4 separate regions of the Homo sapiens genome follow, and regions 1, 2 and 4 are each linked to region 3. A link is a loop called in an ENCODE intact Hi-C map of the cell type or tissue named here. Cell type or tissue: heart right ventricle. All regions are shown on one strand. Each heading gives the region's core, and the rest is flanking DNA. Links, peaks and the distances in the headings are about the cores only. Region 1 overlaps TMC3 (transmembrane channel like 3). Region 2 overlaps TMC3-AS1 (TMC3 antisense RNA 1). Region 3 overlaps IL16 (interleukin 16). Region 4 overlaps EFL1 (elongation factor like GTPase 1).

Region 1 (6,243 bases), core at 554-5,553, 59 kb before region 3:
AGGATAAGAAAAAGGTTGCCCAGATGGTAGAAGGTAAGTATTTCCGTTTCTTTTTGTTGTTGTTTTTTTGTTTTGAGGCAGAGTCTTGCTCTGTCGCCCAGGCTGGAGTGCAGTGGTGTGATCTCGGCTCACTGCAACCTCCACCTTCCCGGTTCAAGTGATTCTCCTGCCTCAGCCTCCTGAGTAGCTGGGATTACAGGTGCGTGCCATCACACCTGGCTAATTTTTATATTTTCACCATGTTGGTCAGCCTGGTCTCAAACTCCTGACCTCATGATCCACCCACCTTGGCCTCCCAAAGTGCTGGGGAGAGCTAGCCCCTAGAGCTAGCTCTAGGTGTGAGCCACTGCACCTGTCCTAATATTTTTTTTAAATGCAGAGATCTGCTGTCTCAGTTAGTGGGCATTTAAAAATACAGCCATTTAAAGTAGTTTGCGGTATACTACCAATACAAATTCCTGATAACCTGTGTTTTTTCACCAGTAACTATGCACAATAAAATAAAATCTAGGGATATAAATGTTGTTTTAAATCTTTAATTTTTATATCATATCCAGGCCCATGAATAATCCCAAAACATGTGTAAAATCAGAAGGAAGTATCGAAGTAGGAGAGGAAAAGCAGCACATTCACGTGGATGAAAGCCCAAAGAATCTCTTTGTCTGGGTCACTTTTGTATACTTCCTCTCCATGGCCCATCTCTTCCTTGCAATGTTCCCTCCCAGGTCCCTTCCCTGAGCCTCCTTAGGTTCTGTCCTGTCCCTGCAGAGCAGGGAGAATGGAAGCATGTGGCGTAGAAGTCTGCTGTGGCCTGAAGGGAAGAAAGTGGGCAACGGCAGCTCGAAGGAGATGGATCTGTTTCTCAGGACCACTAACAGAGTGCTGTGAGCTAGAAGGCTCACTGGGCACCATTAACATGGCACAGCCTACATGAATGAGAATGGGACCCAGAAGGGCTTTAGGGGCTAGCTCTCACAGCTGTTGCAATACTTCACTAATTGGAAGGGAAATATTCCTCTCCAGAAAAATGTCTGAGCAAGACCTCTAAGGCCTAAGGATTATGCTTGCTTGCTCCATCAGCTTTTCAGAGAGAAGCCTACAATTGATAATGATTACTGAAAGTGACTGTGGCTCACGCCATAAAATGCCTCTGTAATCGTCATCGCTTATTTGCCAATTAAGCGTAATTAAATTTAGTTCAGGTCACCTTCAAAAGCCAGAATCCACATAGACTGTTTCAGGATAACAATAGCATTGTCCAGTGTTCATTTTCCAGCTCGAGACCACATCTTTTTTCAGAATGCATGTGAACTGTTTCCAAAGAATCATAATTGTTGTGTAAGCTTTATTATCTCCATTGAATAGATAAGGAACTGGAGGCCCAAAGCTGTTAAGTACTTGCTTTGCCTCATGGGAGCATCAGATGGAGCACTGTAAAGCCTTGTGTTCACTTGATTCCTCCTACACTCCCAGCTCCAACTTGCAGGGATGAAATCATTTGAATTACAGAATGTTTGTTGCCCACTGGTTAGGTGCATTTGTAAGTGCACTCAATTGTTTGCGGACCAACTCTTGGATGTCATAAAACCCTTGCAACTCAACTCATCTGAAGTTGTCACCTGCTCAGTGACACCTGTCTTCTCACAACACCTCCCTCTCCCTGCAGCCCGAATCCAGACCCAGGAAGAAAGCACCAAGAAGCTTCCAAACGACAGTGATCTTACCAGCCAGCTGTCCTCAGCGCACTCGGGCACACCCCAAAACAACGGCAACGTGGCCCATTTTGACTCAGGGAGCAGCAAGAGTGGCAGGATAGAGACAGTCGCACAGTCCATGCCCCAGAGCCCGAGGCCAGGGGACAGGGCTCCTAGCTCACCTCTCCCTGGGGTCCCCAAATCCAGGCTAGAGCATGAAACTAACAGGTGAGGCTCCACTGCAGCACAGATTAAAACCTGGAATGTGAGAGATTTGAAGGCCTCTGCAGCTTCAGGAGGCCAAGGCCATTAAATTCTAATTCTCCCAGAAGGCATGGGTCAGGAGACTATGACAGCTGGTACTAAAAAGAAATGGAGGCGGGGTGGGGGTGTCAAAGTTTATCAAACAGGACAAATTCTTCCTCCTAGGTTATCTGCCATTTAACTTGTAAGCAAACCTTCCAGCCAACCTAGGATAAACATTTGTCTAGGCTAAGAAAATAACTGTTTATTTTTTAGTTCCACAGTGGCCATATTATTGGCAAGATCTTCCATATTTTAGCCCTAGTCTGGTCAAGTTATTGGCAAGACCATTTATGCATTACATGGGGTCAAAGAAAGCAGTAGATCCCTTCCTACTTTAATGGAGGTAGGACCCCTGGAAAGATGAAGGGGATAGACCTGCGGTGGCCCAAACTCATATGGAGAATTATATTTGATCTGAATGTAGCACAGCGAAAGCAATATAGATAAAATACAGGGGCTCTCTTTTTTAAAGATAATGACTAAGTTAGCAAAGAACTTGAAGTCTTGTTATATAAGGAGTTGTCTGCCTGTCTCTGTGGGGTCTTGACAAGGAGAAAGGGTTCAAACACTCCTTGAGAGGCCCCTAGGGGTCAAACTACAGCCACCATACAGATTCAAGTCTTTATCAGGAAGAACTTTTTTTTTTTTTTGAGACTAGGGTTTTGCTCTTGTCACCCAGGCTGGAGTGCAGTGGTGCAATCTCGACCCACTGCAACCTCCACCTCCCAGGTTCAAGCAATTCTCCTGCCTCAGCCTCCCGAGTAGCTGGGATTACAGGCACCTGCCACCACACCCGGCTATTTTTTTGTATTTTCAATAGAGACCAGGTTTCACCATGTTGGCCAGGCTGGTCTCAAACTCCTGACCTTAAGTGATCCACCTGCCTTGGCCTCCCAAAGCGCTGGGATTACAAATGTGAACCACCGTACCTGGCCAGGGAAGAACTGTTTAATATGTACAACTCCCCTCCACCCACCAGTGGAAACTCAGAGAAGTGCTTGAGAAGTCAGACAGCTGCTTAGCAGAAAGGATGAGAAACTGTGTTCCTAACATGTGCTTCACAGACACTAGTCCCACTATGTGCCTCTTGACACAAAGAGGGCTCTGTGAGGAAATACACTAGCATAACACCCCTCGCTCTGCAGTCTTCATGGAGACTCATGTGTACATCACTGATTTAGGTTCTGAAAATTCCAGCAGTAAAGAAAACTGTTTAGCCCTGTCCCCCAAATGTCTCTGTGCACACAATCCATACCCATTAACCAGTTGGAACCAGCCTCAGTGAAAATGCTCAGAGAACTGCTCACAGCTCACAGTCCTCAGGTGTGGGGCTCTGAGACCACCAAGGCCACAGCTACTTAACCGCCCCTGTCTTACAGGTATCTGCACGGTCTGTGTGCAAGCACCAGTGACCTTCACAGGAACAGATCGCGCACACCTATGACATTTACAACGCACATCGAAGATGTACACTCAGAACCTCTTTTCCGAAAAGACTTTCAGCAAATCAACCCTCCTCACCGTGGACCACAGGCCTCGACTTTGCTGGCACAGGGTCCCAGGCCCCACGCCCCCAGATACTATGTCATTAATGAATGTGACTCTTACAAGAAAAAACATCTAAATGTCTGGCCAGAAAGACATTTCAAGATAGATGCTTCAGGTGACATTGTGGAGCTGTACCCCAGGAACGTGCGACAATATGCATCCCGGGTCCCCCGCCAGCCTCCCTCCCCACAGCTGAGTGAAGAAGAGGAGGAGACGCCAAGCAGAGATTGGATCAAACGGTCTCTTCCCCCACGCTCCCTGATAGACCTCCGTCGGGCTCCTCATTTTTATATTGGGGAGAGGTCCGAAAGTCAGACCCGGGATCCCGAGCACCAGGGGAGGGTGCACTACAAGTCGTGGAATGAAGATTTTGAGGGTCACCTTGAGAGGCCAGCCTATGTGCCCAGAAAGCCACGATCCCGGAATTTCCAATACCCACAGCCCCCTCTGAAGCCCAGAGGGAAGCCCAGGTTCGAGCCATCCCTCACGGAATCTGACTCCGTGTCGGCAGCATCCAGCAGTGACCAGCAGAACAGCAGCGCTGACCAGTACCTGCAGGTCACCCACAGCCAGGGCAGGTTCCCGAGGTCCGTGGGCCAGCCCAGCAGGAGGAAGGCCAAGTCGGGGCAGGAGCTGACCGTGGATCTGGATGACTTGATTTGTTCAGATGTCTAGGCTTCCTCCAGTGTCCCGTTCCTAGAGGTCAGGCCCCTGTTGGAGTGCTGGGCCAGCACATGGCATCTCCCTTTCTGGAAAAAGAGGTGAACAAGTGTGTTAGAGACCTGAGGGGCATGGTCAGCGGCTGCTAGCTGAGGCCCTGAGGCTGACAGGGCTACAGATACCTATTCTACAGCTACTGTTAGCCAAATTTATCCGAGTTAGGTGGCACCAAAGTATGTCACCAGCAGTGAATCATCACGGGTCTGCAGCAATCTCAATACTTGCCTCCTCGGAAGAAAGAATTTGGCAGAGGGGCTCAAGACAGAAGGAGAGACTGAGGCAAGTTTTAGAGCAGGCATGAAAGTTTACTGAAAAGCTTTAAAGCAGGAATGAAAGAACGTAAAACATACTTAGTAGAGGGCCAAGCAGGCGACTTGAGAGATCCAGTGCACTGTTTGACCTTTGACTTGGGGTTTTACACGTTGGCATGCTTCCGGGGTCTTGCGTTGCTTCTCCCCACGATTCTTCCCTTTCTTCCCTTGGGGTGGGCTGTCCGCATGCGCAGTAGTGGCCTGCTAGCGCTGGGGAGGGGAGCATGCGCAGTGTGTTTACTGGAGTTGTGCACGCGCTCACTCGAGGTTCTTCCCTTACCAGGGGAATGCTCCATTTTGTCTCTTAGTGCGCATGTTTGAGCCCACTCGCCCAACTCCTGACATTTTATGGGGAAGCTGCCGATCACCAGTTTCAGGTTTTTTCTATCTATTGGGAGACTGTCGTTCCCTGGTGCCAGCTGTGACCAATTATTATTTTAGAGAGACAATCAGCAGCCACCTGACCATCACCTGATGGTCGCCTGACATTCCTGGGGGTTGTGTTGAAGAAGGAATTCATGAATTTTACAAGTATAATCAAAGACAACCAAAAATTTTTACTTTTTCCTTCAAAAGCTAAGTGTAGTGTAGCTCCCCCATAGTCTAAGTTAAAGAAGAACACTAACTGCCTGTTTTTCCTTCTGTGCTCAGCAAGCCTTATCTGTACTTGCTAGTTTCACATTCCTTGAGGCTCAGCGAGTTCCTGCTTCACCACCCTAGCGCAGCTGCAAAGTTACAAGGTTGATGCAGAAACATGGTTTCCCAGGGATGTGGAACATGTAGTATAGATAAATGTAAAAGACTGAACAACTGCCTTTGCTCTCGCTTCTGTAAGTACGCTTCCTGCCTCGCGTACTCCCGGCCACCGACTGCTTAAAAGGTGGCTGCTTTCTTTATCCAGGGCTCAGACTTTCCTGGACGCTAGTCCTACTGAGCCAGGTGATCACCTTTTAATAAAGACCTTTCCTGAACTCACTCTGTTCAGTGTCTCCCATCTTTGATTGTCCCACAACATTTCGTTGGCAGGAGCCCCCACTGTCTGCTCATGTCTAACTGGCTACCTACTGTAACACTACCACACATGAGCAGATTGTTTCCGTGGGGCTCTTTGCATCCAGAAGCACATCAGGCCATCATTTCAATGGAACTCAGTGCTTTGCCTCCTTTTGGGTTGACCGCAAATCATAAGCAAGCCAGAGATATCTCATCCTGCCTGCTGAAGCCTCAGCTGAGATATCGGAATGATACGAGTGAACTGTTTGTATTGCAATGCTGTCTTTCAACAGACAAAAGTCATCTTCTCTAATAAGCACCACAAATCAGATGGCCACCCTTAAAGATATCACAATGCTTAGTTTGTATGAATAATCAGTTTAGTAATGACAAGAGGAACTAACATTTATTGAGAACTTATTTTACTCTGCTAACTGGGCAGTATATCTGTATTAATGAGTCAGGACACTTAGATTGGAAGTAATCCATGATTTATCCCTAAGATTTGCTGGTTTGCTTAACTGGGAAGGATGGGACTCAAGCTAGCCTCAGGCCCAACTGGAGCCAGGGCATTAAAGCACCCTCAGGAATCTCTTTTCACCTCTCTGCTCTATTTCTATGTTTGTTGACCTCATTTTCTCCTACTGGCAACAGGCTTCCTCCATGTAGTC
Region 2 (6,243 bases), core at 629-5,628, 130 kb before region 3:
CTGCATCCCCAAAAGTTCCCAGGGTCATGAGCCTGTTTACAATCAAGCCTTCCCAAGCCCTGATTATTGTCACCATAGATTAGTTTCCACGCAGCAATTTAAGAACAAGAATCACAACTAATAGAATACAAGTGACATTGGAAAATTTTCACAAGACTCTGTTAGCTGAATGACAGCTGAAACAAATTTACCAACGCAGTTCTTGGAGCACATTTACAACTTTTATGATATAATCATTAAAATGCAGTGGAATTTAAAAAGTATAATTAATATTACATTTCAAATTTATAAAACATGTGTAAATAGGATTGTTTCATCATTTTTATCTCCAAAACTGCCTAACCATATGTGGACTACTTGATATACCATAAGCAATGTGTATAGCACATTTTGCAAAACATAATTCTAGGAGGCCCTTGGCTTTAAAAAGTCAATGGCATTGACTTTTCTAATTAAATATATGATAATGTCAGGGGGTGGGGGAGCAGGCAACTTAGGCACACATCTGGCTTTTTCTAGGGAGAAGCCATAACATTCAACAAATAGATGTCAAGGTTTTTTGAGAATTGTATAGGAGAGTTAGTCTAGTACAATTAATCTCAATCTTCAGTGTAGTTAATAAGTCTTTCTTCTAGGCATATGCTTGGATTTTATCCCTGGACAGCATGGTTCAGTAGGTGACAGGGCCCAAGGATCTGAATCCTAAATGAACATCCCAGGTGACCCTGCTGCAAGTGTTCCACTGACATCACATTGAGAAATACTACTTTAGACCTCTCAATCTGAAAAATCTGATTCCATGCATTTCAGTCATGACTTTCCTATAACTGGAAATACTGTATCTGATGCAAGATGATGATGTGTCAGGGAGTTTCTGACAGGCATTTTCGCATTTGAGGAGACATTGAACTCACTGATCTTTAAAACCCTTTCACTTTGAATAATTTGTGCATTCATTGTCATATAGCTTGTAAGCATCCCTTACCTTGGAGCACTGTGTGCCTGGAGAGAAACGAGGTGACACATGGAGACACTACTTTCCTCCCCCAAAACAATATGTCACTCTTCTAGTGAGAACTAGAAGAGGGTTTTGTTTTTCAGGACAGCAATGAGGGAAGAGGGTTCTCTTTCAGGCACACCCAGGACCGAGTCAAAAGCTGAGGGAATGAACCACAGCAGATGATGAACTGACTGCCATTGCATGGAAGCAGGTCCCAAGAGAACCCAGCTTTGAACCCATGAAGTTATGGCAGCTTCCAAAAGCCACGTGCAGAGAGGGTGATCTCATGTTCTTATGAGGTGGCTGTACTGAGTAGAAGCCATAGAGAATTGGCCAAAGAAAAACATGTCACAAATAATTACAGTAGCTCTCCAACAAGAGTTGTACAGTGGTACTTCAAGAAAAGACAAGAAAATTGGAAAATATAGTTTGTAAAAGGTTTACTGTTTCCTTCATAAGAAGCCTGAAATATCTTTAAGATGTGCTGTCTTCTAGAAAACATCTACAATGAACAGAAAAGATCAAGGACATCCAATACTTCCCCACAATGATATCCTCAGGCTATTCCATTTAAAACATTTTCCTTAGAGTCAACATACTTCTGGAACAATGTACAGTGAATTTAATTTTATTAGCAAAATAATAAAACAAAGCATATTCTGGACAATAATCAATACTCTGAAATTATATTACTTTAGTTAGTTTTCCCTTTTAAATTATTTTTTCCACTTCAATTTAAAAAATGTCTCCAAGTAATTCATGCGCATAATTTAAAAAGTCAAATAGAACCACAAGGCTTACAAGCAAACAAACAAACAAAAAGGGCTGTAATCTTTTGGCCTTCTTTTTGCTACCTCCAGAATAGCTGATATGAAAACTTTTTCCACAACTACGGGGGTGGAGGGTAGAGGCTCCTGAGCTGGTCTGAATTTGTTCAAGTGCCCTTTCCTGAGCAGATCACTGAAGTCAGGGGGATGATAACAGTTATGAGCTTTTGCCAGTTGGAGCCCCTGGAACTGGAGAAAAGTCAGTCTCTATCACACCTCACAGCTGCTACCAACGATCTCACCAATGATAGTGGTGGAAGGGGCGCTGGACAGACTACTGTGTTCCTGGAAACACTTTCCCCAGCCCCCTTCACTTTCTCCCAGTGGTAGACTAATAATGGTCTCCAAAGATATCCAGATCCTAATCTCTGGAAACTGCGGATGTTATATGGTAAAAGTGATTAAATTAAAAATTCTTGAGATGGGAGTATTCTGGATCACCTAGGTGTCCTTATAAGAGTGAGGCAGAGAGAGATTTGACAGATAAGAATGAGGCAATGTGAGGGCTGAAGCAAGATGCTACATTGCTGGCTTTGAAGAAGGAGGAAGGGGCCACAAGCCAAGGAATGCAAGTCTGGAAAAGATAAGACAGGCCCTCTCTTTAGTAAAAGAATGAATAAATATATTTGCACAGTTCGTTGTCCAAGTTTAAATTCCTTTCCAAATGGCTGCGAATGAACCTGTCCTGCTGCATTTGCATTAAGAAGATGTGTTTCTGTTTCTCACAGAAGCTATTGACCTAATCTACGCTGCTCCACTAAATTGACTTGGATCTTGACGTTCATAATGTTGAGTGACTGCAGAACTTAATTTAGCCACAAGATGGAGACTTCATCCTAGTCCTGGAAAACATCTCAGCACCTGGGGTTTCTGTAAGTAAAATTCCAGAATGAAATACCTTAATTAATTTATCGTCCAGCCTCTGATCCCACGTACAAGATGAAGAACCTGAGTTCCAGAGAGATCACAGAATTAGTTTTCAAAGGAGTCAAATCTAGAAGTTTGTTTCCTAATTCCCATTCTGATGTTCTTCAGCAAGCATCACTTTTGCTTCCTATGTCTTTTTCTGATATGCTATTTCTCTTATTTTCTGAGAATTACACTTACTCATGTAAAGGGTTTTTTTTTTTGTTTTCTTCTCTCCCTGTTGCTATGTTTCAGGCAGATAACTTATTTAAAATCATTTCACATTGCTGTCTACATTGGCCTACGCATTGCTAACCTCAGGAGAAAACTCAATTCAAACTAAATAATATCCACCTGTAGCTACCACAAAATGTTCAGCTGGGGCCTTGGGGTGTTTGGGTGAATCAAACATGGTCTTCACCTTCCAGGAGCTCTAAGTTAAATGGATGAGGAAGAGAAGCAAATGAGATGATTGCCTTAAGAGAGGTATACTACTCTTTCTATTAGCAGAGAAGAGGAGGGTATCCCATCCAACTGGAAACCGGAGATCCTTGGGAAGGAGATGACGTTTAGGATAGACCATGAAGGTCAGATGAGATAGTATAAGCCATAAATAGGGTAAAGGAGTATGTAGATGACAGACAGCTTGGACAAATTATGCAGCCAGGAAAGGAAGCAGAAATTTGGGAAGTAGGAATTCTGTTAATCAGGATATGCTCTGTTCTGCAGTTGTAACAGATTACTCCAAATGGTCAGTGGCTTAACAAAGGCTTATTTGTTACACATGGTCATGTCTAACAAGTGTCGGCAGAGCTTTATTCCATACAGTCACTCAGGGACCCAGGCTGAGTAGGAACCATCATCCTGAAACTCCATTATCTGGCTCACACAACTTAAGTTGCCATAGTAGAGGAAAGAAAACTAAAATATTGTTCATAAATTTTTCACTGCTTCTGTCAGAAGGGGCATGTATCACTCGCACACATATATTATTGGCCAGAACTTGTCGCATGGCTCTAACTCAACACAAGCCTGGACTATTTGGTGCATGTTACTTTCTCTGCCACAAGAGTATTCCAAAATTGACTGTAATTCAGAATATTTATAAGGCAGGAGCTTGGATCTTAACGTAGAAAGCCTTTCAAGTTTTGGTGAAAGGCTAACAATTTGCCCCAACTCTGAGAGTATCAGAACTCTGTTTTAATATAAAGAACATTACATGTTTACCAATGAGCCAAGCTTTCCCAAAAGTCAAGTAGAGGGAGCAAAGCTTTGCTATTACTGTGCATAAGATTTTTTATTAATTCTGCAAAGGGGCCACTGGCAAGAACAGATTCTAAGGACCTCTCGTAGCTCCAGGCTACATCAAGGCAATCAGATCTGGGAGTTGCCAGTGTCAATATAACAAAGGAAATACATTCCTGGGCATGGTGATAGAGAGTGGGAGGTAGATTCACAGATATCTTCCAGTGTTTCACGTCTGAGAACCTTCCAAAATAGTTGTCTTTCTCCTACTTTGACATCTAATGAAGAAAAGCATTCAGATGATCACCACAACTTTAAGAGAGTCACCCTTGATTTGTGTGATAATGTGAAACTTACTAAGCAGCTGAAGGAATTGGGTAATTCTGTGTTACGACACTGGAGCCGTAAATCCGACCAACCCCATTAAATACTTAGGAGTCTGTTTACTATCTGTCTCTATTTATTACCTGGCTTCCCCCCATGACATTGCAGAGAAATAAAGTGCAAACAAGAACTACACCAGAAGAAGGCAGGTACAGAAAGCTTTGTTACCTCCTACTGAAATGAACTAAATTTGTTTGCAGGCCAAACTGTGCTAGAAAACTTTTGAAAGCATTGCAGTTTGACTAAGGAAAAGGTCTGAAGTCTTTCCAACTGTCCCAAGATATTTCTCAAATTATCGCTAATGGAATCAGATTATTTGGGAAATATTAATCTATGCATATTCAGACTCAGATACTGAGCTAAGGAATTCAAATAGTTAGTATTCCTACATGGATTTGGTTAGTGATAAGGTACAGATCCAGGCATGTTCTGGGTGTCACATTGCCCAGGTCATGCCAGGGCTATGGAGAGGACAAACAGGTGTCTGGAAAGGGACATATTTCTCAGGCGGACAGGAGCCTAGTTAGAGCAGGGCTGGCTAAACAGTATAAACCAAAGGCGGGCCAAACTCATTCAGGAGTTTGGCATAGACTTGGAGAAATTCAAACCAAGTAGTTCCTTATAGGACAAAGGTGGCAGCATCATTCAGTCTCTTTAACAAGGTAACAAGGTTACTCAACACCTCCTCATTGTTGGGAAGGATGGGGTAGGGGTAAAGGGCTGAGTAGTAGGGCCAACATGCAGGAAAATGACGAGAGCATAACTTTTCTTTCTGGTCTTGAAGGTAACGTCTTCACAGGATGGGATTCCCTGAAAGCTGCCATTATTATCTCCAGGTTTCCCTCCTATCCATCCATTGCTGCTGAGTAGGGCAACGCCTGGGACCAGTTAATTATCACAGGAGAAGATCTTTCCAAATCAGGGATTGTAAAGGTGGAGGGGAAAATTCTCCCTTCAGTATTCTAAGATGAATCTCTTCAAGCCCAAGATGGCAGCAGTTGTCTTCTTAGTGCAGCCTTGCTCAATTCACTTATCACTGGGTCTCGGAGTCTCAAAAGTAAAAAAGGGCTGTGCACATTACACACACACACGCGCGCGCACATACACACACTCTTTAGCATCATATAATGTCATCACTGGTATCCTGGAGTCTTTACTGCTTACCTGTACCCTCTTTCCTCCACAAGGTCAATGAAACATCAATCATCCAATGCAGAACCAGAAAAGAAAGGCTGCAGGTACTTGACGGTTACATTGAAAAGCTGAATGGCAGGAAGATGGGCAACTGGTTTAAGTTTAAGATAGAGAGTTGAGATGTCCTGCCTTTAGATATCAGGAGCTGGGGAGATTATAGAAGGAAGGGACAAGGTAGATAATAGACAATAAGAACCAAAGATCTGCAGCAATGAAGGGAGCAGGCATCATGAGTCACCATCATCTTAGAGTCCAATTGTATTTCTTTTTGCCATCATGGGGAAACCAAAAGTAGAAAGTGGTCACCACTGTTTTTAAATTGTCCAGAGAAAATAACATTTTTCTGTGCTGTGATAATTCACTCAAGCCTCCATCCAACCCAGACCATGCGGACATCCTCCATTCTGTGGTCCAGGATACATTTCAGCTCTGCCAGAAACACAGGATGGTCCCTGACCTCCTACAGAATTGTGAGTCTTTGAAGGAAAGACTTTCCTCCAAGGAAATAATTATGGAACAGGTAGAATTTATGGGGCGCATGGAGAACCCTGTAGATGTCTACTAAATATGTTGCATATATCGGTGAATTTCATATCTGTAACAGGACAAGAACTATCCTGCCCAACTATATAAGGTTGTTGTGAAGTTCACATGTGCTGTATATGATTGTCTGGATGTATCATATGC
Region 3 (6,243 bases), core at 537-5,536:
CTCTAATCCCAGCGCTTTGTGAGGCTGAGATGGGGGCACCCTGGGCAACATGGCGAAACCCTGTTTCTACAAAACGTACAAATATTAGCTGGATGTAGTGGCATGCACCTGTAGTCCCAACTACTTCAGAGGCTGAGGTGGGGGATCACTTGAACCTGGGAGATCAAGGCTGCAGTGAGCTGTGATTGAACCACTGCACTCCAGCCTGGGCTACAGGATGAGATCCTGTCTCAAAAAAAAAAAAAGGAAAGAAAAGATTTCTTTTTCCTTTGTCTTTGATATTCTGCAGTTTTACTATGATGCACTAGAGAGAAAGGAAACATTTTGTGTTTCCTCAAGCAGAAATATCATGCCTTAAGTCAGTTCTTGAAAATTATAAGCCACTATCTTTTTGCATACTATCTCTCCCTTTTCACTCTATTCTTTCTAAAATTCCTATTAAATGTATTTTGGACCCTTTCAACCTATTCTCCATATTTCTTTAGTGCTCATCTTTTTCTTCTTTGATCTGCGTGGCCTACTGGATAATTTCCAGTTCACTAATTCTCCTTACAGCTGCATCTAATCTTCTGTTTAAGCCATCCATTGAGTTTTTTATTTCAATGACTGCTTTTTTTGCTCATTTCCAAAAGTTATTTTTTTCACTTCCACTTATTTTTTTTTTTACTGTTTCCGGTCTTGTCTTACAGTTTATATTCCTTTTTTTATCTTTTTAAAATGATTTTAAACATAGCAATTCTATAGTCTCTTTTAGATTGTTCTGTTAAGTTGTTAAGGGCTAACGCTCCTCTTTGTTATTTCTGCTGACTCTCCTCAACAGTGGACATTTCCTGATGTAGTATAGTATGTAATCTTTATAAACTCATTTTCAGGATATTCTGTTTTTCTATGGGATTCCCATACACCCCAGGTCACTGCCAGTTTTTCCTTTATTTCCATTTGGCACCCCAAGGTTTTCACTGGTTTGGGACTAGTTTTCATATTAATTTCTTACCTTGGCATTACCTTTGCTTTACAGGAACTATAAATGTAACCTGCATGCCCATATATGACACAATTTTGATATTCACTTTTTGGTGAGAGATGTTTTTGGCCAACTGAGGAGCCATGGGTAAAGTTAAGTTTCCTTGTTGCTCCCCTGGGGCCTGTTGGCTTTACTGAGGGGAAACTCTTTCATTATCAAGGCTGTGTGCAGGTTCTCAGAGCCTCACATGGACCCAAGGCTCTGTCCCCTCTGCCCATGTGGGCATTCAAATCTGAGTTCCAGCCCTTAAGGTCTATAAGCATCCAGCAGCCCTCCCCGCCACATCATCAACCCCTGAGTCTGCCATTCTTAGATTTAAAGTTGTTTCTTTGTTTCTTAGCAGCTGGGCATTTCCACGTCTTTATTTTGATTTTGGATGTGCTATATTATTTCACAAGTCTACGTATTGGAAACAGGGGCTGGAGGCAGGGTGGGGAGAGTATTCAGATCAGTTCCGTCTGTTAGGTTGCTGGAGCCAAAGTGAAAAATAAAAGGAACCAGTCCTTGTCATTGTGAGACTCCAAGTCTGGGAAGGAAAATAGATACATTTAAAACATCAGAATATAATTACATGTGTGCTGAAAGAAGGATAGACAACAAAAATTCAGAATGTCCATTCTTAATTACCTAAGGGGCTAGACTTCTCTTTAAGTTATTAGAATGTCCATCTTACTGGGGCCACACAGCCCAGCTCTGGGCTTTTTGGAATGTCCTGTCCTTATTTGGCTATATCTGGTAAAAGCTGGCTGATTAGGTTTTGCCAAATAAATCTTACACAATAGTTTCTTGGAAGGGGAATAAAAGTAAAACATTAGTAGCCTTGATCTGTACACCAAACTTTTGTTGCAACTAATGTATTTGCCCTGAATTCAAGATTCAAATATTTACTTTTAAAAGAAGTTACAAAAGATGATTTGGTCAATGTTTGAGGCTAGAATCAGGGATCATATACTAGCTGAGAGTCTTGACTCATTGAAATCTTCAATTTTTATGATTGCTGTTAATTAAGGGAGGCAAATGCTCAGAAAAAATAAAAAGTTTGGCTTGGGCAGGCTTACATTCAGGAAAGAGAACAAAACACAATATTCTCTTTTCTTGCCACTTCAACCCTTCCCCCACCCCTTTGTTTAAACACAGAAAAGTACAAAAGATAATAAAACACATGATGGCACACTCCCAATTCTGATCCCACTGTTCTTTTTTCCTCTCTTTGACATTTCCTCTCCACCACCCTCTTGATTTAGCTATTCCCCTAGAACGGCATCTGGGCCCTCCCCTCCCCTCCCCTCCCCTCCCCTCCCCTCCCCCCCCTCCTCCCCCGTCAACTGCTTGGTAACTTCAGCTGTTTTTCTAATGTCCATGCTCCCCAAATGTCTGCATTCACTTCTAACTCCCTGAACGGAGAGAGAACGGATGTCATTTCCCTGCTGGACAGCGCCATCTCGTGGTCATCCAGGGACATCGCTCTCCCTTCTGCCACTCAAACCTACACATCCTGGTTTGCCTTCCTTTTCCTCCTCCTCCTCCAGTGCCTCTTACTCTATATAAGGCAATGTCTTTCTCTAGTTTACTAAGACCAGAAACCTTCCAGTTCTCTCTGACCCGCCCCGCCCTTTGCGACCTCTGCTCAGGCTCTGTCACTTCTCTCATCTGCTCCCTTCTCCTCCCAGGGTTACCGCCTCTGTGCAGTCCTTGGAGCTGGAGCCTGGGGCTCACAATGGCCCACTTCATCCTACACTCTGCTTCCTGAAGCCTCTGAAAACCCTGGTCACAGCAGGTCCCTCCCATAGTATAAAAACCTTCAAAGGCTCGCCATTGCCCACACCCTAAAATCTGTATGTGTAATTCTGCATAGTGCTCGGGTTGATAAACTTTTTCTGTAAAGACCCAGATGGTAAAAGTTTTAACCTTTGTGAGCTGCAACCACTCCACACTATGCTGTAACATAAAATCCATTTCTATGTGAACAGAAAACCACTTTCTCCCTTTCTTTCAATTTGTTCAATACACAAACAGGGAGCACTTTCTCTGAATTCAACATTACACCAAGCAACTCAGATATAAATACTATGTTTACACTGACTTCTGGACCTGGTCGTTACTGATGAATCTGCTGTCACCTAATCATGGTTCCATTGTATATGATCCATCCTTTTTCTCTGGTTTCTTTTTCTAGCTGGGCACTGTGGCTCACACCTCTAATCCCAGCACTTTGTGAGGCTGAGATGGGGGCACCCTGCTGAGATGAAAGCAGCCCTGGATGACAGGTACGTGGATGAGCGTGCTCGAGTCCCCAGAAGGCTTTTTTATGGATACTAAAATTTGGATTTCATTTCATTTCCACATATCATAAAATAATCAAAAACACTTTTAAATTTTCAACCATTTAGAAATGTAATAACCTTTCTTTGTTCATGAGACATTGAAAACAGGCGGTGGGCCAGATTTGGCCCACAGACTGTAGTGTGCCTACCCTGCCCTAAGCAAGTTAGATGATTAAAGGTGGTTAGGCTCCCAGCATAGCTTATAGAAAGCGAGCTGACAGAGAAGAGTGAAAATGCTATGAAGTCACTTCTCTTCAGACCTCTGGTGTATGGCCCAGTCCTTGGCCTGCAGTGGGTACTCTCTGCCCTGTGACTTCCAGCCCCTGAACTTTGCCTCCTGAGTTGAAACCTGGCAATTTCTTTGGGCCAAACCTGTTGCTCAATAATCCATGAATGACTTTAGGGTGGAGGTGGGGGTGGGGGGAACCCTGACTCTACAGGACAAGAAGACAGGCAGCTCTGTTTCCCTGGCCCCTCACTCCCAGGATGGATGAGGCTTCTGTCTTGTGAGGATATGAAAGAGTTGAGAGGGGGTGGGTTGATGGAAGAAAGGTGGGTGGGGAGTGGAAGAGAGGGTCCCTGTGGCAGATCATGAGCTCTTCAGGAATCATGCCTGATTGTTTCTATCTGTATTCCTAGACCCTAGGATTCAGTAGGCTCCTAGCAAATGTTTATCAGACTCATCCGTTACAAGGGTTGGAAGCATTGAACCTGGTTTCCCTATGGTTGTGGGTTAGGAAGGACAGGGAGAATGAAGGAGAGGGGGTGTTAACGGATCCCAGCAACTGAGACAGGATCTTGGATGGAAAGGGAAAGACAGCCGAGAGAATGGGTGAGAGGAGGGAAGGGTCAGAAACAGACCCCTCAGACTTCAGTCCCACCCAGGCTGGCCCCAAGACCAGCTAAGGGGTAACGGTGCCAGGGGCTAAATGTGCAAACATGCACAACCAACCTGCCAGTCATAATGAAGACCCCCTCGGGGGAGCTGTGTCCCCATTGCTTGCAGACCCCAGGATGCATGCTGGCCGTATCCTGACAACTCAAGACACATTTTGCATTCCCAACATCTTCTATGGCCCCAGCAATTCTGGATTCTGCTTCTGATTCCTCCACCATGGTCTGAAAAGGGCTGGGAAGCCTACCTTCCTGTAGCCTTCCATCGGCTGCTGCTGCTCCCCCTGCAAAAATGGTTTTGACGTAAATCCCAATGGGGCCATAAATGCTGTCTTTTCCCCCAACGATGCTGAAGCCCAGACCCTGGGGAAAAAAAGAGAAGGTCTGATTTAGGGGTAGTATTCCATGCTTCTCATTGGCCTGATGCCTTCTGAGGGCCTGCCTCAGCCCTGAACAAAGGGATTGGGAAGGAGAGAAGGTGCCTTTGGTCTCAGAGGTCTCAGAGGTTAACAACAACAACAACAACAACACCAACAACAACAACAAAAATAGGAAGAGCAGCGGCATGAAGGCCAGCCTGGGCTGGGTAGTGTCTGGAGCTTTCGCGGGAATCTGAAGTTTCCCACACAGAGGGAGGCTGGATGGAGACCAGCACCCTGGCTCTGTCCCTCCAGTTGGCAATCCTGGGCCAATCACTTTCTGCTTCTGAACCTCAGTTTCCCTCCTTTTAAAATAATAATGATATTACCTAACTCACAGGGTTGTGTTTGAAAGTAAAATGCCTAGCAACAATCATAAAAATACCAACAATAGTAATAATAGTAGCAGCTTTACAATGTAGCCCTTCTCCCACCAAAGGCCTTCTCAATCCCCTTCTCAAGGACATCCCTCCAATCACGTGCTCTCCCTCCTGCACCTGCTCTATCTGCCATTGTCCTAGGTGATTCCCATGAGCCAACAAACATATCCTGGAATTGTACAGGTGGCTCTGGGAGAATAAACTCATAGCTCAGCAGATAGTTCCAGCTGGGGAGCAGCCAGAAGGCAGTAGAGAAGGCCAAACAGGAATAAGTCCCGGGAAAGGTTGAGTGAGGTCTACAGCAGGAAGAGAAGGGAGGGTGGGCACAGCTTCCCCTGCAAATCGGCCAGTGAGTTCACAGAATGGCCTGGCAGACCTGAAAAGCAGCAAAGGAAATCCATGTGACTTGCTCAATTTTGTTGAGGACTAAGGCACCCCATGCCGCCCTAGAGGGCATAGCTTGAGTCTAATAAGCAGCTTTCTAGACTATAAGCTCTCTGAAGACAGTAAATGCATCTTATTTCTGTGTCTGGCCTCAGGCAGGTGCTCAAGAAGCACGTATTACAGGATAAAGGCATAAATGCACCTGGAGGCCAGGCTTTTGGGTCCAACGTACAAGCATGCCAGGCAGTGGCCAGTAGCTTGGCTCCTAGACAGACCCTTTAAAGTGATGGCCACTGCTGTAACAGAACCATTGCTCATGGGCAGTTTACTTCAGGCCAGAGCCGCTGCGCTGATTAGGAGCATCACCCCGTGCCACAGAGACAACACGCTGTCCTCCATCTTCTTGACACTGTAGGGAGTCAGTGGGAGAGCCGTGGGGATGAGCAGCTGTTCTAAGCCTCTGGTGAAGGTGGTGTGTGTTCCAGGATGGGCAGGACAAATGGTGTCCGGGAGTAGCACAGGCTTAGGAAAAGGTGAGGTAGGAGCCCCTTCAGGGCTCCTCCACGGGCCCCTAGCCTTGTCCTGGCTGAGACGGCTGCTCTAGACTCAAAGTCTCACCCATCCTGGGGACTCAGGATGGCGTCATGGTTAAGAACAAGGCCCAGGGGTCAGACAGCCTGGGGTCATTGCCTTGGTTCGGCTCCTCACTAACCAAGTCACCTTGGACGAGTCCTGCAACCTCCCAGGTCCCCCGTCTCCATATCTATATACACACATACACACAGAGATATTCATTAGAGATAGCGTCTCCCTCTGCT
Region 4 (5,636 bases), core at 1-5,000, 920 kb before region 3:
CTTCCTTGTGTTTTTCTTTGAATGTTTTACGTTCTATAACTCTCATGTGCCTGGCTAAGCCTTTCTAGGGCATGACCCAGGTAATGCATAAGCTTGGGTATTCAGGTTTGTTTTTTTCCCGATGCATAGGTGTTGTGCCAGCACAGTATATCAAATAAACTTGCCCCTGCCCCTGCTTCCTTCCCCGCTGTTTCACTACCACGTTTCCCATACAACTGTAGTTTGTTTCTGGATGCTGTTTTCTATTCTGCTGTATTTGCAAGCCTGTATTGTTTGATTTTGAGGGTATCAATAATTCATTTTTGAATCTGGTTCTGTCACTTTTAGCTTTAATAATTGGGGGCTATTTTTAAACATTTATTCTATATAAACTTGAAATGATTTTATCTCCTGCGATACATTAAATGTCTATGTTAAGACATCTTATTTACAGAAGTAAATTATGACCACTCTTTTACTGTAAAGGTAATTATATAGAAAAAGCTAAGCAAGTTGCCTTCCTAGGGCTGATTCCTACAGGTGTTATCGGTGTATTCTTCCAGACTTCTATCTATGCATAATACATGCATACATAGTAAGAAATAAATTCATGTGTGTGAATTTAAATAAGTTCACTAGGGAGCTAAAGCTGGGACTGCAGCTTAAACCCAGCATTATGTTGTTCTGGTTTCTTTATTATTACCAAATAAATGATTTGAAACAGTTAAAATTATCCCAGCACTAGTTTCTTTTGAGGGAGTAGCCTTTTCCATTTTCATACAAGGTCTTATTTTGCGGGCCGCAGTCCTAGCTGTCTCCAATTGAGCCAGAAGGCAGCAGCCAGAACTACTTTTGCCTGAGGGTCTTCCCTGAGACAAAGACTTATGCCCTTGGCCTTCTTACTCTCGGATATTTGTGAAGCCCAGGATCTCTCTCTCTTTCTCTCTCTCTCTTTCTCAACTTCTGGAGCAACCAACTGCTATCTTAGTGTCATAAGTTAATTCTAATATACCTGGGTGGCCTTTAATCTAGTTCCATTTTTCAAAGTTTTTGGCTTTTGGATAAGACCTTTTCCTGCATTGACATAGCCTCTCCCTAATTTTATCTGTTTTTGGACTTGGGATTTGGAGGTGGAAGGATGTGAGAGAGGGAGGAAGGAATATAAGGTGTCTTTCATAAGCCTTCCTTTCTCAGGATCCAAAGATTTTTAAAAAGAAAAAAAGCAGGTTTTGTTTTTTTTTAATGCAGTGAACTATTTTTTCCTCTGAAAAGTGAAATCTTTATTGGCTTAATTTTATATCCTAATCATTTACTCACATTTATTTTGTGCTTACTATATGTTTGGTTCTATATTGATCACTAGGTTAGGTTTCTCATACTGGGTGCTTAGTCTTCCAAATTATTTGTAGGTGCTTCACAGTTTTGATCGCAAACTAGTAAATAAGGCATCCTCTGGTTGGAGAAACAGCACTGGATTTTACCAGTGGGACCTCTGGCAAGTTGGCCACTTTGTGGGAATTTCCAGACCTGAAACTGCATCTGCATAGAAGGAAGTTGAGGTAGATGAATCTCTATGGCCTTCCTTTCTCTCCTGGTTGGTTTTCCAGGACCCTTCCTCACCTTTTCCACTGTCCATGTCTTGGGTTTTCCTGTATTTCTTAGTTACGTTGCTGTTTTCAGTACCCTCTGTGCCCTCTTCTCTATCTGTGGGTTGCTTTAAGTGACATTCAGACAGCCAGAGGTCCAGAGGCCATTTGACATAGAGGAATTCCATCCTTCCAAAGATCTCTTCTCATAAGCAGGAGTTTTTTGTTTTTTAAACAAAACAAAATAGTTATCCTGATTGGATCCATGAGGACTAGCTCACTTGGCTGTGCCTCGGGAGAGGTCCAGAATGGCTTTCTTGGACTTGAACGAGCTCAGAAGCATTGGCACTTTCTCGTTTACACTGGCCTTGATTTTGGGTAGAGACTGAGCAGGCCGAAGTCCCCTCTCTGAAGCCATCATGGGATGATGGTAAAAGGCATCTGCAATGTTCCAGCTCTAGCAGGGTCACAACTGCACTGAGATGAACACAAGGGGGCAGCCTTTCCCACAGATTTTCATCAAATCACAGAGAAACAGAGTGCAATTTCAATGTCAGCGCATGCATGAGCCTGTGCTCTGTCCACACCAGTGCCCATGTGTAAAACGTGTAGCCTGTAACTGTTTATAAAGGGCCTTAGGGTTAACGGCATATGAATGCTCAGTAGATTTTGTGCTTTACTGTGCTACAGTTTCGTTAACACAACCCAGGACTTCTCATTGTAGGTTATAGACTATATCCCCCTGCCTAGCCCAGAGTCTTACACATGGCAGGCAGGCAGGTTGGCAGGCAGGGCAGGCAGCAGGTAGGCAGGCAGGCAGGCACTTTTTATTACTGGAGGCTTAGAGATGACTGAATCATTAATATAGAGGAGTTGAAATTGATTTAGCCTGCTGTTTCAACCTGAAGAATGACTTCAAAGCAGGCATTTAAATTTATTTTGGCCCTTTTTTTCATTCTCTTGCCCCTCCTACCCCTCTTCCAACTACTAAAGGCATTGTTTCAACTGTATATATTTTCTCTATTTTTGTTTTCTCTTCATCTTGGAAATTGAGTTATGACACCTTTGGTTGTTTCTAGTTGGAAAAAAGCATTATTATGAAAATATATGCTGTTTAGTGAGCAATGAAGCAGAATATAAAATATCACTAATATCCTGAACCCCCATGCAATTAGAAGCACATTGTCACTAGTTTTGTTTTATGTTTCCCAGATGACTGTTAATTTAGCAGTTCAGCACATAATTGCATTGATGATCATATTTCTAAGGATTTGAGTCTATTGATTCAAGTGTAGAATTGAAGTAAAAGTTGTTATTCCTTCACTGTTGTATCTGAATTTGTTTTATTATTTGACTCTATAATGACTGGAAGAAATCAGATATGCTTGGAAATCAAAGGTAAATTTTCTGTCCCCTGGGAATAGGGGTGGAAAGGAAAGAGGAACATTTTTTTTAGCTCTAAACAAAATGAGCAATTAGTAGATTTATTGTATAATAGTTGTTTTTCTTCAAAACCACAAGCCTTCAATTTTCTAAAATGACAATAGTAAATTTTCACTTTCTAAACAGTTTACATAATCAGTTTCACTATATTTGCATATATTTTGTTAACTGATACTAACAATGATGCCACAATTTTTTTTTTTTTTTTTTAAGTTGGAGTTTTGCTCTGTCGCCCAAGCTGGAGTGCAATGGTGCAATCTCGGCTCACTGCAATCTCTGACTCCTGGGTTGAAACGATTCTCCTGCCTCAGCCTTCTGAGTAGCTGGGATTATAGGCACCCACCACCATGCCCGGCTAATTTTTGTATTTTTAGTAGAGACAGGGTTTCACTATGTTGGCCAGGCTGGTCTCGAACTCCTGACCTCGTGATCCGCCCGCCTTGGCCTCCCAAAGTGCTGGGATTACAGGCGAGAGCCACCGCTCCCGGCCGAAGCCACAATTATTAATGCACTTGAAAGATATATCAAATTAGATTTAACCAACGTTTATTTAGTACCAACTGCATGCCAGGTGTTCACTGAGTCAGTTTTGTTTGTTTTCTTACTTAAGCCTTGAAACAAACTTTAGTGGTAAATTTCTCTTCATTTTGCATATTAAAAAACTGAAAGGATTTTGACTTGCTCAGCAAATTACACTATCCCAGCCATTGCTTATTAGCTATAATTTTATTTTCTGTGTAGTTGTATAGCTGAGATTATTTGAAACACTGTTACTGATTCTTCTCACTTACTATGATTATTAAAAATGAAAATATGCTCTAATGATTTTTGATACTCTGCATATAGAACCCTTGAGTTTCATAGGTTCTGTAGGCCCTTTCTCCTATAAATAATCTGAGACTCACAGAGAGGCTGGGTCTCCTCCAAGCTTGGGCAGCTGATAGTTTGAGAGTTGATCTAGAACCCGGGTCTTTCCCTTTGTAAGGGGCAAAACCACTGGAAAGGACAGGCAGAGAAATAGCTGGGCTCCTCAAAAGGAAGAGAGAAGCTGACAGTGAGGATTCGTCAGTTCTGCTCAGTTTGGAAAGAGACCCTTCACTGTCTGCTTCTTCTGACCTCCCTATGCTTCAGTTCTCAGCACTCCTGAATATACCACGATTTTCATGCCTCTGTGTCTCGGTACACGCTGTCTCTTCTCCTCAAGTGTTCTTTCTCCCTTCATTGCCAGCTAAATGTCACCGCCTCTTGGAAGCCTTCCCCAACTGCGTCAGACAGATACATCTGGCTCTTTCCTTTCTTTGAGTTCCTGTACTTCTTTTAATAGATCTCCCTTAGAACATTGATTCCTTTACATTGTTTGTGTTTTCAGTTAGTGTCTCGGAGCTCCTGGGGCAAGGGTCCTCATTCTTTAGGCATATCTCTGATGTTGAGCCTGGGTGCACTTTACTAGGATGCATGTTCAAGTGTGGGTGGGAATGAATAAATGAATGACTGTGTGCTCCCCTCCCAGGTGCTGCTTCTGAGCACAGAAATGGAATAGAAGTTTGAGCAGGAGGAAAATGGAGTCTGTGGAAGTTCTAGGAGATATTCTTACAGTTACTCATTAGTTTGTTGGCGTTTAGCTTCTAGGTTACATATGGGAAACTTGAGGGACAGCAAATCACAAAGAGAGACTGGAGGTCCAGCTTATTAGGAAACTTGAGTTTCTAGGATGTGGCCACCAGCTTGTGTACATCTTCGTTGATTCTCATGTTCACTGTGTTCCCCAAGAATTAATTTCTCCCAAGGGCCTACATCAGTTTAGAGTAGGCAACGAGGTTGGGTGTGTGTTTTTCATTAGTAGATATATTAATCTGCCCAGACATGAGATACACTAGCACGGTTTACAGCCTGAAAACACAGCTCTAAGAGTTTGTGGGTAACAGAACATTAGTCTTACTTAGGTCTTTCTAAATATCTTCACTCCTCAGAGTAACTTTGAGTGTTTTCTGGATTTGAGTTTGGCTCATTAAAGTCTGATTTCTACATAATTCAGATACATCCAGAGTTTTTTGGATAATACATTTGAAAAATTTCCCCTTATGAGGTTAGACAAGTTTATAACCGAAACCAAGTTCATTAAACCTATGCTAAAATATAAAATTGTCTTTAAGAAAAGCCCAAACAGGTAGAAAGTGACAGTTTATTAGTAAAATTATAACAATAATTTGAATGTATTGATATTGAACGCTACGTGATATAAAAATACATTATTTCCCAAGGTCACAAGTCATTACCAAGTTTAAGTTTATTTTAAAATATAGCAGATCCATAGTTTTGTTCTTTGTATTCATCATAGAATCTTTCTGTGTATCCTATTTTGTTTTCTTTGCCTCATTGATTACAAGATTCCGAAAACATTGACTACTAGATTTTGTGGAAAAGTAGAGAAGCTGAGCATTTGAACCCACTAACTTCATCTATCTTTTTGAGTAAAGCAAGCTATTTATTTTCATAACTAGGGAGGCCTTACAACGTGGGTTGCTGAGGACATCCTGTTTATGCCTGTCATCTTGGAGAAGTTATTAATAGTGTCGCCTTTCACCGTTTAAAATCGTAGCTCGGATGATAAGTTCTATGTGGTCACCC

Evidence for each region. Hi-C counts contacts between places; a loop is a spot of excess contacts. Peaks named below come from ENCODE experiments on the same cell type or tissue, not always from the same donor. Only the 100,000 strongest peaks of a DNase experiment are listed, where the experiment ranks them.
Region 1: a loop joins it to region 3, with 3 times the contacts of the local background. A loop is called at or near these places in 62 of 110 quality-filtered maps.
Region 2: a loop joins it to region 3, with 19 times the contacts of the local background. A loop is called at or near these places in 104 of 110 quality-filtered maps.
Region 4: a loop joins it to region 3, with 5 times the contacts of the local background. A loop is called at or near these places in 5 of 110 quality-filtered maps.

The regions. Positions count from the first base shown.
Region 1 is chr15:81,330,399-81,336,641 of GRCh38, reverse strand. It overlaps TMC3 (transmembrane channel like 3), which reads left to right. Exons shown (of 22, transcript NM_001080532.3): 20 at 1-33; 21 at 1,667-1,922; 22 at 3,380-5,554. The coding sequence ends at 4,223. It overlaps TMC3-AS1 (TMC3 antisense RNA 1), which reads right to left. Exons shown (of 7, transcript NR_120365.1): 2 at 4,101-4,297. Among named protein-coding and RNA genes, the nearest start is that of TMC3-AS1, 9.2 kb to the right of the region's middle. In heart right ventricle, for the core only: a CTCF peak has its summit at 2,588; no DNase peak of the experiment used is centred there.
Region 2 is chr15:81,397,247-81,403,489 of GRCh38, reverse strand. All of the region lies in intron 6 of TMC3-AS1 (TMC3 antisense RNA 1), which reads right to left. Among named protein-coding and RNA genes, the nearest start is that of TMC3, 26 kb to the right of the region's middle. In heart right ventricle, for the core only: CTCF peaks have their summits at 2,433 and 2,641 (motif pointing right); no DNase peak of the experiment used is centred there.
Region 3 is chr15:81,271,452-81,277,694 of GRCh38, reverse strand. It overlaps IL16 (interleukin 16), which reads right to left. Exons shown (of 19, transcript NM_172217.5): 6 at 4,491-4,605. Among named protein-coding and RNA genes, the nearest start is that of STARD5, 50 kb to the left of the region's middle. RefSeq lists enhancers at 2,313-2,607, 2,333-2,627. In heart right ventricle, for the core only: a CTCF peak has its summit at 2,485 (motif pointing left); a DNase peak (open chromatin) is centred at 2,464; H3K27ac peaks cover 1,760 bases.
Region 4 is chr15:82,194,614-82,200,249 of GRCh38, reverse strand. The region is part of intron 15 of EFL1 (elongation factor like GTPase 1); the gene reads left to right. Among named protein-coding and RNA genes, the nearest start is that of EFL1, 65 kb to the left of the region's middle. RefSeq lists an enhancer at 1,931-1,990. In heart right ventricle, for the core only: a CTCF peak has its summit at 2,058 (motif pointing right); DNase peaks (open chromatin) are centred at 2,069 and 4,259; H3K27ac peaks cover 1,497 bases.